2 separate regions of the Mus musculus genome follow, and region 1 is linked to region 2. The links are chromatin loops, found by intact Hi-C in ENCODE. Cell type or tissue: heart. All regions are shown on one strand. Links, peaks and the distances in the headings refer to the core of each region. The heading gives the core; the rest is flanking DNA.

Evidence for each region. A loop is a pair of places that touch in the nucleus more often than their neighbours do. Peaks named below come from ENCODE experiments on the same cell type or tissue, not always from the same donor. Only the 100,000 strongest peaks of a DNase experiment are listed, where the experiment ranks them.
Region 1: it touches region 2 in a loop (4-fold over the local background); 1 of 42 quality-filtered maps calls a loop at or near these places.

Annotation. Positions count from the first base shown.
Region 1 is chr2:126,671,401-126,678,445 of GRCm38, reverse strand. It overlaps Gabpb1 (GA repeat binding protein, beta 1), which reads left to right and starts at 2,854. Exons shown (of 9, transcript NM_001271468.1): 1 at 2,854-3,090. It overlaps A630026N12Rik (RIKEN cDNA A630026N12 gene), which reads left to right and starts at 3,159. Exons shown (of 1, transcript NR_166192.1): 1 at 3,159-7,045. In heart, for the core only: no CTCF peak of the experiment used is centred there; DNase peaks (open chromatin) are centred at 2,635, 2,795 and 3,145; H3K4me3 peaks cover 3,694 bases; H3K27ac peaks cover 2,672 bases.
Region 2 is chr2:126,929,855-126,936,899 of GRCm38, reverse strand. It overlaps Sppl2a (signal peptide peptidase like 2A), which reads left to right and starts at 3,665. Exons shown (of 15, transcript NM_023220.2): 1 at 3,665-3,953. The coding sequence starts at 3,888. In heart, for the core only: a CTCF peak has its summit at 3,838; a DNase peak (open chromatin) is centred at 3,799; H3K4me3 peaks cover 1,974 bases; H3K27ac peaks cover 2,116 bases.

The sequences.
Region 1 (7,045 bases), core at 1,517-5,516, 260 kb after region 2:
CCCTCACTCCACACTTAATGAACAAGACAGATTATGCCTAATAACTTTCATGGAACCATCTGCTTTCTCCATCTCTACTGTTGTCTGTGTGACTCCATTCTTGAAACTTTCAACGGTGACTTCATCTTCCCGAAGCTGCAGACTTTTAATCCTTCCCACCTTCCCTTTGCTCCCCTAGACATCAGCCTACTGGCCTTCTGGAGGTACCCTTAAACTTCACAAACTGCCCCACTTCTTTCCAGTGACCGCTTAGCTCAGACACCACCTCAGGGGAGACTACTTGGAACCAAGTGCCAGTATTTTGTCTGTTTTTTTTTTTTTTTTTCCCACTTGGAGAACTACTTTATCCAGTTACCCTTTCATTTTGTGAAATTATTATAGGATATTATCCTTCATCCATTTTAAAACTCTAGTTGTTCTTCCTTTTACCAGCAACAGTAGCTGAAGCCATGTTCTTAGCTGCTACTTTTATCTTCTCTAGCTCACAGAACAGGACTATAAGAATGGGCACTCCACACCGAGCAGTGGTGGCGCACGCCTTTAATCCCAGTACTTGGGAGGCAGAGGCAGGCAGATTTCTGAGTTCGAGGCCAGCCTGGTCTACAAAGTGAGTTCCAGGACAACAGTCAGGGCTACACAGAGAAACCCTGTCTCAAAAGAGAGAAAAAGAATGGGCACTCCAGCACTGCTGAAGGAATGAACAGAGCTGATTAGACAGGCCCATAGGCTTTCCATGGTCACACAGAAGCTTCATCTTCCCTAGCAGTCCTCTCCCTTTGCTTTTTTCAGTGAACACACTGCCAACCCTCAAGTACTCTGACAAACTTGAGTCACCTTCCTTGACATCTCCTTCAGGCATTCTCACATCCAGTCAAGCATTCTCCAAATTCCTAACAAGCAGTTGTGATTTCCTTGATTCCTACTTGTGACTACCTCAACCTGTGTAGTCAGTTTTCCAAACTACTGCTTCTCCATGCCTGGGGCGTTTTTACTGAATAGCTACCAGTCAAAAACACCAACTCATTAAGGAGACATTCAAGGAGGTCACTCAACCTCTACAGGTCCATTTCTGGGAATGATCGAAATCATCTCTCTAGTTCTGCATTACTGTTCCCTTCGACTGGATGGCCTTCACCAATTTCTGATTTCTATATAACTTTTATATAGCTATTTGATTCCTCTGTAAGGTTACTGTGTGTGTCTGTTTGTGGCAGGGGAATATTCCTGCAATCACACCACATTCAGCTTTTCTGGCATAACCACTGATGATGTATACTCGTCTAGATGCTATAGCACAATTAAGGCAATTAACTATTTACTCAAAATATTATGGAAAGGAATAACAATTTAAAAAAATTCATAAGAGCTGGCAGTATTGGTACACCCCTCTAATCCCAGCACCTGGGAGGCAGAGGCAGGTAGACCTCTTTAAGTTTGAGCCCAGCCTGGTCTACAGAGTGAATTCCAGAGCAGTCAGAGCTTCACAAAGCGAGACCCTATCTCAAAACCAACCAACCAACCAAACCTAACCAAAAACCCCTGAAATAAAATATTAAATAAAAAGAAAAAACATGAACTATGCTCTCCCCATTCTGTTTACTTTGCTATGTCTTACACTGGCTACAAACTTTCACTATATAAATAAGAAAGGCAGCCGGGCGTGGTGGCCTTTAATCCCAGCACTCGGGAGGCAGAGGCAGGCAGATTTCTGAGTTCGAGGCCAGCCTGGTCTACAAAGTGAGTTCCAGGACAGCCAGGGGCTATACAGAGAAACCCGGTCTCGAAAAACCAAAAAATAAGGGCAAGTGTCCTTATCTGAGGACAGACACACACAAACACAAATGAAGTCTGTAAACAATTTGGATCTCATTTAAGCCATTTTGCTCCTAGGTTATTCTCGGTTGTCTCCGATATTCTCATTCCTAGATACCTGACGCCAAAAGTTCCACGGGTAGTGGACTTTTCGGTGAAATATATCAAAGTGGAACTTTGAAAATCGCATGTGAAGTAAATTTATAAGGCTTTTCCTTCACAAATCATCATCTCCCAATCAACTCTTGGTTCATTGAAAGTAAAATACGTCACTAGGCATGGTGGTACGCGCCTTTAATCCCAACAATTGAGAGGCAGAGGCAGGCGGATTCTTTTGAGTTTGAGGCCACCCTGGTCTACAAAGCCAGTTCCAGGTCAGGCAGGGCTGTTACAGAGAAACCTTGCCTCGAAAACAAATCAACAAAAATCCTGACAATACAGACAGGAGAAAAGCGTCACTATTACAACATTAAAAAAAAAAAAAGCCACAGAAACATCCACGTCACACACGACCAGTTTACACCAGGTGAAGAGGACAGGCATCCTTTGTTCCCGCACAGGCCCCACAACCAGCGATTCCGGGTACCTTCCAGGACCACGGTAAGTTAAATCTTAGGTACCCGGCTGCCCTTCCGCCTGCCGGGAATCTGCTAGAACACCCCATAGTCAAGTCCAAGCTCCAAGCGTCCCGAAATGCCGGCACTTTCCGTGTCACGCCGGGGGAGAACTTAGCACACGCACCCCTAACTCCCACACATCCCGCCCCGCGACGCGGCGCGGAACACCCAGCCGCGCACAGGGCCACCGCAGCGCTCACCCCGCTGCCGCGCAGGCGCCGGGCGAGCCGGGACTTGCGGTCGCCCCGCGGATCATTCCGCCGCAGCCTTTGTGTGGCCGAACGCTAGAAATGGCTTATTTCCTTTCTCCCCGTTTAAAGTCAGAAGCAGACCCTCTCATCCCTTTCTCCCGCCGGAACGGGGCTGGGGGAGGGCGGCGGCAGGCTCGCTCCCGGGGCCAGTGGGGCGGAAACGGGCGCGGGTTGGCGAGGCCGCCGCAGGCATGCTGGGAGCTCGGCCGCCGTGTCCCTCCGCGCCGACGGGGACTTTTCGGTGGGGATTTTGGGCGCCGAGCAGACGCGGCATTTTCGGAAAATAGCGCCCTGTGCAGCGAAGCGCTCTGTGTGTGGCGGGGCCGCGTCTGCCCTGACGGCTCCGAGGCGCCGCGGTCCCCGCACCTCCTCCCGCTGCTCCCCCGCCGCCGCTCCCGAAGCTTTTCCAGGTCAGTGCGGGTCTGTGTAGGGCCCTGTTACCACCGGATGTGGAAGTTGATCTCTTCGCTGGTAAAAAATAATTCCACTTCCCCCGGAACCCAGATCATCCCCGCGATTTCCTGTTTATTGCATTAAGGCGCCGGGTTTCCGGGGCTCCTGGCCCCGCTTGTTTGGCGGGGGTCGGCGGGGTCGGCCTGGGTGTCCGTGCTGCCGCCGCCGCCGCCGCCGCGCTTTGTCCGCCCGGCGCTTGGCTTCTGGGAGGGGCGGCAGACATGGTGGCGGCCGCCGCCCCCTCCTCGGTCAGGCGCCGCGGCCTCCTGCGGGCCCCACGGGTCGGGTCTGCGGTGGGGTCGCCATGGCCGTGGGGGTCCGGGCCGGCGGGGCAGGCGGCGGGAGAGGCGGCGCTGTCCCCGCCCGCTCCTTTGTCTCGGCGGCCTGAGGGCCTGGCCTGGCCGGGCCGACGACAAGCGGGAGGGAAGGCCGGGCCGCGCTGCCCCGCTGGGCCCCGCGGAGCCCGGGGCGCTCGGGTTTCGGCCCGAACAGCCGGGTCGGGGCAGGGTAGACGGGCCAGTCCGGAAGGGACGGAGCCTGCCATTCTCAGTGGCCGAGACTTTTGCCCCGGAGACTTCGCCACCGGAACCCACGCGAGCGCGGGTGCGGAAAGAAGCCGCGAGTTTCGTCGGTCATGTCTTGCCTGGGCACAGATCGGTGTTGAGTGTGCTGTTGTGAACCTCTCCCACGGCGTTGAAGCCGCGGGCTTAGCCTTGAAGTGTGCATCTCCAAAATGAGAGCGAAGGAAAGCGGGCCTACCTGCTGGCTTTTTTTCCCTTGAAGCTTTTGCTTTAAGCCCATTTCCACTGTGTCTAGCAGACACATTTGCTTTAAAGCAGGGAGCGAGACCACAGTACTTCTGAAAGAGAGCTTCATAACGTGGGAGTAATTTTTAAGAGTTCTTTCTGCAGACACTGTGGTTTGTTGTCTATTCAGGCAAGTTACTTTCTGAAATGTAATTTTTATCTGGGGGTAAAAAAGAACGGTGGTGTGCTTTTTCTAGGGAAGTAGTGGCCTTCCCAGAATTGAAAACGCACCGAATTTAGTACGCAGACGATAGTCTACCTCACAGAGATTCACCCAGATTAATTTAAATATAACTGATAGCTTTTTGGCTCTTAGGCCTTCAGACTCTGACTTTTTAAGTTTTAAGGGAACTGATGGCTCTTATCCCTTTATTCGCTTTTCTTATTTTGTCAAAAATGAAAAGTAACGTGTCAACTCATGACTTAGGCAAGAGTCACATTGTTTTGCACTTTCGAAAGTCTTTTTTAAAGCCTAGTTTAACAGAAAACATTCTTGAGTCAATTTTTGCAGACAGTCTTGTGATATGCCACATAGCCAATGGAAAACACTGTATGTATATTATGCTTTTTTTAAAAAACATGATATATCCCATCCTTCTATTCAGCATGTTAAGTACAATCAAGATATTGTGAAAGACAAACTGAATGAGAAGAATGATTCTTGTAGTTTGGGGGAGAGGCCTCTAACTTTTTAAAAGATGGCCATTTAGATGCTTAAGCATTGCAGAGATTATAATTTACCAGTAGCCTTGATATCTGGAAATAGTCCAAGTGACAAGACATTTTAAAGTTCCAGTTCATATGCTTAACGATGTACACATATAATCAGCGTGTAAAGACCCGCTTGTAAGTACCTTCTTCACGAGGACACGTGCATCTTAGGCGCTTCAGACTTCCGTGGGAAGTGAGGTGTTTGCCGAAACAAAATGCACATGTAGTTTGCATGTGTAAGTCTTAGCCTCTTCCCTGACTCAGTCTGGGTTTCTTGGGTGTGGGCGATTAATCTGTAATAGTTCAAGATGAGTTTGGGGCTAATGGCTTTGGAAGGAAGCTGAGTTTCCAGTGGTTTCTTAAAACCCTCGTCTGATTCTGTCAGTTGACCTCTGCTGTTTCATCAACAGGAAGCATCTGGCCATTCTTCATGTCATTGTCAGAAAGTGCCAGGTGCATTTTTATGTTTGCTATTATGCATATCAAAATTGGATCTTAATTTTAACCTCGTTTTTATTCCCCTCCCTCCCTCCCCCGGCATTTTAAAAACCCGTGGTATCTCTAGGTATAGGTGAGGCAAACATTACAAATTCAAAAATTGTCACATGAAATTTTAGGTCAGAAATTAATTTTTGAGTGAGCTCAAGTTTCTTGCAAGTTGTCTTGTTAGTAAATGCACTGATGATGTCCAATCCTTATCTCACCGGCTATCTTAGAGACTCATGTCAAGGCAAGTTCCTGGACATCTAGGAACTTGTTTACATATTGACAAATATGACAATTTGACATTGTATACATGTCATATAGTGTACAAATTAAGGTATGTGTTGGGACCCATTCACTTTCTCTGCTCTAGTTTATAAATGTATAATTGCAGTCGTAATATGAGTGTGGGTAGCTGTCCAGTGATCCAGTGGCTTTTTAACTAAAAATTACATTTCAGTAACAAGTGTCTCAACTTGGGGTCAGTTGTAATTAGCATTTTCCTTGTCTGAGGAGGATTGTTCCTTCATCCCTGTAAAAGATAAATCTTGTGTCAGAAGAAGTTAGAATTAGAACCTGTGTTCTCAGCTCTGCAGTGTTGTCCACAAAGGTTAGTGCATTTTTATTTGGACTGTGGATGTTTATGGCAGTAGAGATGTAGGCAGAGAGTAAGTTCTCCAAAGACAAGACTTGATTTATCCTGATAGAAAAAAAGTTGAAGAATACCAGTTGAAGCTTTTCTGGTCACAGGAGCTGATACTGACTCCTGTGTGCCTTAGTTGTCTCATTTGTACAGTAGGAATAATTACATGAATTCTTCCATAGAAAGTGGTCACAATGATGCCTTAGAGCACTGATTCCCAACCTTCCTAATGCTGCCACTTTTTAATACAGTTCCTCATGTTTTGTTGACCCCCTAACCATAAAATCATTTCATTGCTATTTTGTAATTAATTTTGCAACTATCATGAATTGTAATGTAAATATCTGTCACCGGTAGTCTTAGGTAATCCCTGTGAAAGTGATGTTTGACCCCACCCCTCACCCCAAGGGATCACAACCTATAGGTTGAGAACTGCTGCCTTAGGTCATTAATAGATCAGTAAATTTTACTGTTTTTTTTTTTTTTCCTTAATTTCAGTTTAGCTTTAATTTTCCCCAAATCCACTGTGTAGTCCAGGCTGATTTTGAACTTGGAGTAATTCCCTTGCTTCAGTTTTACAGGCTGGGCTTACAGGCATGAGCCACCATGCCCAAGCTAGTACAGTTACTGTGGGCTCTCAGCCCCACTATTGAGAGCCCTTGTAGTCAATAATCTTGGAATTTGTGTGTGTGTGTGTATGCATATGCATGTGTTTATACATACAGACATACATATATGCAAATTAATGTTATAACCTTGGAAGGAGTTCATTGTAGTGTCTTCTTTCAAACATATCCATCTTAGCTGGAAATTATTCAAGTTTTTAGGCTAAGTGGGATATAATAAATGTCTTGCTGTGGGTTCTGGTAAGGTTTTTGTGTTTTTATTTATTTCGTATCAGTGTAAGAGAGCCCCGGCACTTTAACTAGAGGTTAAAGGACATTTTGGGAGCTGGTTTCTTCTTCACTATTTGGGGCCAATGATCAAACTCAGGCCAGGCCAGGCTTGGTTGCAGAAATCTTTGGGGCTAGAGAGATCCATGCTTCATTCAGAGCACTCAAGTTCAGTTCTCAGCTCCCTTGTCAGACAGCTCACAATTGCTTATAATTTTAGTTCTGGGGTGTGTGACCCCACTCCTGCACATTTGTGGCATGTAGACAGGGCATCCTGTTTCTGTGCATTACACACATTAAAAATACCCTTTACCTCTTGAGCCAACTCATCAACAACTGTGAATCCTTCTATTTTTTAAAAATTATGTTAAATCCA
Region 2 (7,045 bases), core at 1,973-5,972:
GGGGCTGAAGAATCAGCTGTGATTAACAAGATACTAGAACTACTAAAGTAAAACCTTTGCATTACTGGGACTATTGATGCTGGTTAGCTGGAGCTAAGAAATTACTGGTGATTAAGAAGAGACCAGTGTCACTGAGGTGAAATCTTCTGGGAAGTGTTTTCTGAGACCACAGAGGCTGTGTCCCAGAGATAGCCAAGGTTGTACCTTGTGCTGTGGATGGACTTAATAATGTGTAAGAGTTACCCAGGTGGTACTGGTTTTGAAGGCATGAAGTGGTCATGCAGAGCAGCTGAGGCTCAGCACTGTGAGAGGCCATGGAAGGCCATTGGTGAAGGTACAGCCTCAGTTGCAATTGATGGCCCAGGACTGAAGGGGTCATGCAGTGTTTTGGAGATGTCAGTACCATGAGATGACCACCAAGAGCAGCAGCAGCAGTGGAGTACAGGCATCTGGAGCCTAGAGGACAACGCGTGTGCTACAAAGGGCATGGCTGGAGAAGTGACCCAAGCCCTTGGAGGAGCCCAGAAGATCCTGAGTTGGATCCCAGACATTGGACGGTTGGAGATTGATATTGCTTTTGATTGTGACTGTGCCCTGATATTTTTTCCTCTTAAAGGAAATTTTTTAGTGAAGCCCACAGTTAAGAGACTTTGAATTTTAAAGTACTTTGAATTTTAAAGGATACTGGATATTTTAAAAGGATTGAACTTTTAATATGTAAAGACTGTGGGACTTTTAAAGTTATTTTGTAGCCAGCCTGGTCTACAAAGTGAGTTCCAGGACAGCCAAGGCCATACAGAGAAACCCTGTCTCGAAAACCCAAAAAAAAAAAAAAAAAAAAAAAAAAGTATGATGCATATACACGATGGAAATTTTTTGCATTATAAAATTATCCATTTACTGCCAAATGGATGCAATTGGAAATCATTATATTAAGTGAAATAAGCCAGATGCAGAAAGACATATTTGGAACCTGGATTTAAAATTATTCATACATATATACATATTATACACACTTATGTATTGTGTATATAGTTGAACAAAGAGAAACAATGGATTTTGAACTATGATACACACAATGGAATTGATTCAGCCTTTACAAAAGAAGGAATTCGGCCAATGACCTCATGGATGAGCATAGCAGACATTACAGGTGCCTCCTCTTGCAGATATTGTCATCTCAACCCTAGCCATTGAGGACCAAACCTTCAAGCACATGAACCTTGCAGGGACAAATTACATCCAACCCACAGCAGGTTGCTTATAGTTTGGGATCATCACAGGGCCACTTAGACCTTCGTGGACCTGTCTTCACAAACATTTGCTTTCATTTCTCTTAGGTCCATCACTAAAAAAGGAATGGTTGTGTTGTACAGTAGGGTATGATTAACTAGACAAGAAAAGCCCGTGTGTGAAACTGGTTGCGCTACTTTACATCGCCACCAGAATTCTGGCTCCTCCACATTGTAACCGATGTTTGGCAACATAATTTTCATTCCATCCATTCTTGTAGGTCCATGGAATTTGTGCACTCCTTTTCCAGTTTTTGGTCTTTTTGTTGAATAATAAGAGTTCTTTATATATCTGTATATATATATATATATATGAACATATAAATACATATATGTTTATATATGTGTGTGTGTGTGTTTGTTTATATATAGATGCTTTATGATTGTCTTCTCCCAGTCTACAGTGGTCTTTATTCCTTTAAGAATATCTTCCAGGGGATGGAGAGATGGCTCAGTGGTTAAGAGCACTGGCTGCTCTTCAGGAGATGGACCTGGGGTCAATACCCAGCATCCACATGGCTGCTTATAATCAATAATTACCTAGAACTCCAGTTCTGGGATCTGGTGTCCTCTTTTGATCTCTGTAGACACCTGCACACACATAGTAGACATAAGCTCATGTAGGTGTCTATGAAAGTACACACACAAATAAATATTTAAAAAACATATCTTCCAAAGAACAGAGGTTTTTATTTTGGTGAAGTGAATTTGATTTTATTGTTGTATAGTTTTTCCTTTTTTCGTGTCCTATTTTAGGAATTCTCATCCAACAAGAAGCTCTTAAGAGTATAAATGTTCCCCTGAGACAACTTAGAAGGTCAGGAGTAAGATTTATTTGAGCTAAACTGAGGTAGCAGTATGAGGTCTCTGGAATGCTCATTCTCTGATTCTCGGATTCAATAGGTTTGGATGGTGATGCTGAAACTGCAGTCAGGAGCCGTGGTCCAGGCCAGCACTCTGAAACACTAAATAATGAAAGGTTTTTAAGCTTGGCTGTATATTAAATCTGGAAATGTTTTTAAAATCCAGATATATTGCTCTCATCAGATGAGCAAGTATCTAGGATCCCAGTGGAAAGGGGAGATTAGCTTAAACATCAGTGTCCTAGAAGGATTCTAAAAGTGGCTGAGAGTAAATGCAACAATGCTTGACAGGCAGTTTCTGTCTAGGGGGTTCTTACAGCTGGTAGGGTTACAAATAGATTGAAACTGGACCAGAGGGGGAAGCCAGGGGACAGACAACTACAGAAAAAACCCACGCAGAACTGTGGGAGAGCTTCCTTCAGGAATTCCCCCAGGAAGATGCCAATGAGGAAGTCTCAAGTTCCAAGCTGTGCAACTATTTCACCCTCTGCCTCTTCTCACTCTCCCCCTCTCCTAACTTCAGCCAAGGTCCAGTTCTGTAGTTCTGTAGTTCTGTAGTTGCCTCCCTTGGCTTTCAGACTAATGCTTCCTTCCTCTTTGCCTAGCTGAAATTAACTTGCACAGAAGGTAATAGTCAGTTATACTCAGCTAGGGCTGGTGTTTTTTTTTTTTTTTTTTTTTTTTTTTTCTCTTCCTGGTGCCCTATTTTTACCTCCCTTGGATCCTTGTGGAGTTCCTTGTGAAAGGTTGCTTTGTAACAGTGTTTGCTCACACATCTGTAGTCCTTGCTGTGTCCCTCCTTTAGGATAACAGGAACACTGTCCTATTCAGTGTTTGGTATTAAATAGTCATCCAACAAATATTTGACAACCTAGTATACACTGGATATTCTGTGTGTAAGGACACAGCAGTCAACAGAGCAAAGAGGGATCCTTCCATTAACTGGATAGCAGCATGGGAGATACATAGATGAGTATAAGAAAATGGGGGGAGGGACCCCCAAAACCTCAGGCATGGTGACTTATGCCTATGATACAGGAAGATCTCTGAGTTCTAGGCCATCATCTTCAAAGTGAGTTCAGTACTAGTCGAGGATGTTTCCAAAGAAAGCAAGAACAACAACAGCAATAAATAAATAAATAAATAAATAACAAAAAGAAAAAAAAAGCTATGAAGGTTACAAATAAATCATAGCATGAAAGTGAATTAAGGGGTACTTAAGATGAAGTGTACTAGGAAACCCTCTTTAGGGAGGAAGTGTTAAGTAAGTGATAAGGGAACACCAAGAGTGTATTCCCCAGAGACTGCCCGCCTGGAGGGTCTGTGGATCTTAACGGGTGGGAAAGTAGAGAAACCAAGGACAGAGAAAACAGGGTGAGGTGACGTAAACTTAGCAGCAGAGGAAGAGTTTTGATTTGTGCTGCCAAGTGTGGAGAGGAGCCTCGTCTGGGTTCCGTATTTACGAAGATCGCCCCGAGGCTACGTGGCAGAGGCCAGAAAGGAAACTGAAACCCGAAGCTCCAGTGGCTTGGAATGGGCGGCGGCCGCAGTTAGGGGGAACCGAACGAGAACCCAGGATTTACGCAGCTAAAACGGCTCTGCCAGGAGCTGACAGTACCCACAGAGTCCCGGCCTAGCGTTTCGCGGGAGGGACCGGAAGAGGAAGTCGGGGCTGCACCCTAGAGGTCCGGGTGCCGCCAGCGCAGCCTGAGCCTAGCTGCCCGCCCGTGGGATGGGGCTGCTGCACTCGCTGCACGCTCCCGCGGCTGCCCTGCTCTGGAGCTGCCTGCTCGGACTGGTGAGAGCCGCACTCCCCTCCCCTCCCCTCCGCTTTTCCCTCCCCTTCCTCCCGCTTCCTCCCCCTCCCCCTCCATCCCTTCCTTTCCCTCTAACCTCCTCCGGATTTCCCTCATCCCTCCTCCTTCCCTACCTCCCCCTTCCTCTCCTTCTACCCTGGCTTCCCATTCTCCCACTGCCCGGGCCCGGTTAACTGCCTTCGTCCTTGAGTCCCAGCATTCCTCACCCGCCCCCAGCCCCCGAAATCCAGCGAAATGCCCAACCCCTGGGAGAAACCCGCGGGCGGGGGTAGGAGTGGGTGGGGAGCTTCCTCCTCCTTGGTCCTGGAGCCCTCTCTATAATTTTTCACTGTGCTGGCATCTTTTCTTCTTAATTCAAAGAATTCACTTCTGTGCTTCTCTGTGTAGCCCAATCTTACTGCTGCCTTTTGCCTAGAAAAAGGCGGATGGAGGGGCCGGTGTGAACAGGGTTCCAGGTGTTAGCGTTCTGGCCTGCTCTTTTGTTGACTGCGCTCACATACATTTCTCTCTATAGCCATATGAATATCTATATACTTTCCTTTCACTCCCAGATAGTGCCTTCTATGTAAGGTACATGTGATTATACTATGGGATTTGTATTATGCTTTTGTTTTCATATAGGTATACTTTAAAATACCTTTAAAGGGGAAATGAGAGGTTTGAATAGTTTGACGTCTAAAAGGGTCAAAGTCTGGTTGAGAAAAAAATAACAAATATGCGCTCACATACCCATATTTGCTGAAATAATGTTTTAAAATTCGGGATCAAAGTAATTTGAGCTCCAATGTGTGACCAAGAAGCTAACTCTCAGTGTTTTAGATTTTGTTTCTGTTCACTTTCTTTTCTGACATTTGATGTTGGGAAATTTGTATCGGTATTGTTTGCACACTGTTGTGTAAACTGTGTATGTAGTTATTACTTAAAAACCATCACTTCTCTGAAAGACTGCTTTGTCACTCTGGGCTTGAAAAGGTCATGGAGAAGGTTTAAGCCCCAAACAGTTTTTTTTTTTTTTTTTTTTTTAAGGTAGCCTTTGGCGTTCTAGGAACTTTGCTGGACAGCATTCGGAGAGAACCCATTCAAAAAGTATTTTGAGGAGAGAATGACAGCACAGTAGCTTTACTTTGTATCTTTAAAGCAGGAACTGAATAACCAGACAAGTGTCATTTAGGTCCAAAGAAAACTCACAGGATATGTAAATGTCTCGGCCCTCTAGCTTAGCTGTCAAGCTTAACTCATTTCAGGGAACTTAAGATGATTAATACGAAATAATGTTTACGTACTTATACCATAGCTCCACTAATTTTTCTCAAGGTAAATCAATATTTAGCACAGTAATACATCTACTCTTGATAAACCCACATTTTTTGGGCACTCAGGAAGCTGAGGTCTGTGGATCTCTTGAGTTTGGAGCCGGTTTGGTCTACAGAGAGTTCCAGGACAGCCTACAGAGAGAAATCTTGTCTCAAGAAAACAAACCAAACCAAACAGAACATACAAAGTGTTAAGTCCACACTGTGGTTGCTATTAAAGAGCTCAGAAGATACCTGGGTAATGATGGATGTCATGGATACAAGGGTAATGACGGCTACCTATGTAGCATGCTATTTTTGTTGTTGTCTTAATTCTTTCTTCAGACTTTTTTTTTCTCTGTAGCCCTGGCTGTCCTGGAACTCACTCTGTAGACCAGGCTGACTTCAAACACACAGAGATCCCCCTGCCTCTGCCTCCTCTAAGAGCCGAGCTTAAAGGCTTGTGCCACCACTGACCTATTTAGCAAGCTTGTTTTAGGTATGGTCCCTGAAGTACTTGGCCTCCCCCAAACAGGGTCTGAAACTGGCTGCCCTTGAGCTCCCCAAGAATAACAGTGAGTCTGACTGTCTGACTGTAGCGTGGGGATTGTAGGCATGAACCACCGTGCTCAAATGGCTTCATAAATGGTAGGCGAGTGCTCGACTGAGCTAAATCCCTAGCCAGCTGAGGAATAAGAGTCTTGTTGTTGTTTGTTTGTTTTGTTTTTAAGGTTTGGAAAGTTGGTAATAGGTTCCCTTGGTTGCGACTTTAAACATGTCCCTTTTCTGAACAAACTATAAGATTTCCAAATATTTTTGTAGTGGCTTTGCTTTTGATTCTTAGCATAAATCTTAACTACAAATATCTATTAATACCTGTGTGAGATAATCTGAACAATGTGCTACCCGGACATTGCCTCTTTCAGTCCTTTAAACTCAGCTTCCCACAGGGTCAGAGTTTGGACAAAATGAAGACAAGTTCTTTACCAGAATGGTACAGCATGGTGCATTTAGCCTAATTCCAGATAGAGTCATCATTCCGTCTGCAAATTCATGAGCCTGCTTTTTTACTATCTGCATTGAGGGCAGCATCCCGCTATTCTGTTCTCTCCCCAGAATGGCCTTGATAAGCTCTTTTTATAGCATGGTAGGCTTTCTCTAGACTGCTCCTCCAAACCTCCAAACTTCTCCTACACACTAATGTCAAAGGCTTATGAACCATATCATCAGCTATAATCTGTCATAAGCAACAACCTACCTCTGCAGTACCATATTTCTCAGCATACTGTTAGTTGTGGCTGCTTGTGTTTTCACTGCTGACCCATTTCCCTGGATCTTGTGTTCTTTTTATTTTTTATTTTTTAAACTGGAAATATTTGGTTCCTTTTAAACAGCTATTGATGGTATAATACAACAATTCCAGGTGATACTAATTTAAACATTTACTAGTTCAGGGAAGGACAATCTCAGCACAACGTAAAGCCAAGTGTCACGTGACTCCGCTGCTTTCTCAAGAAAGGAGGGATGAAGGCATGGTCAGAATGGTGGTTGACAACTTGGACTCCTGTAGGTTGCTTATGGGTCATTTTGTAGATATACTGGCAGGCGAGATGTTGGAAGCAAACCTACTGTTCTTAGAAACAACAGTATGCTTAAAATAGGAAAAAGAAAAAGAAAAAAAGTCGTACATTTGAGCTCATATCTGAAAACAAAGAAAAATATCCACCAAATAGCACAACAGATTTTTTTAAATAATTATTTTCTAACATTAACATTGTTAT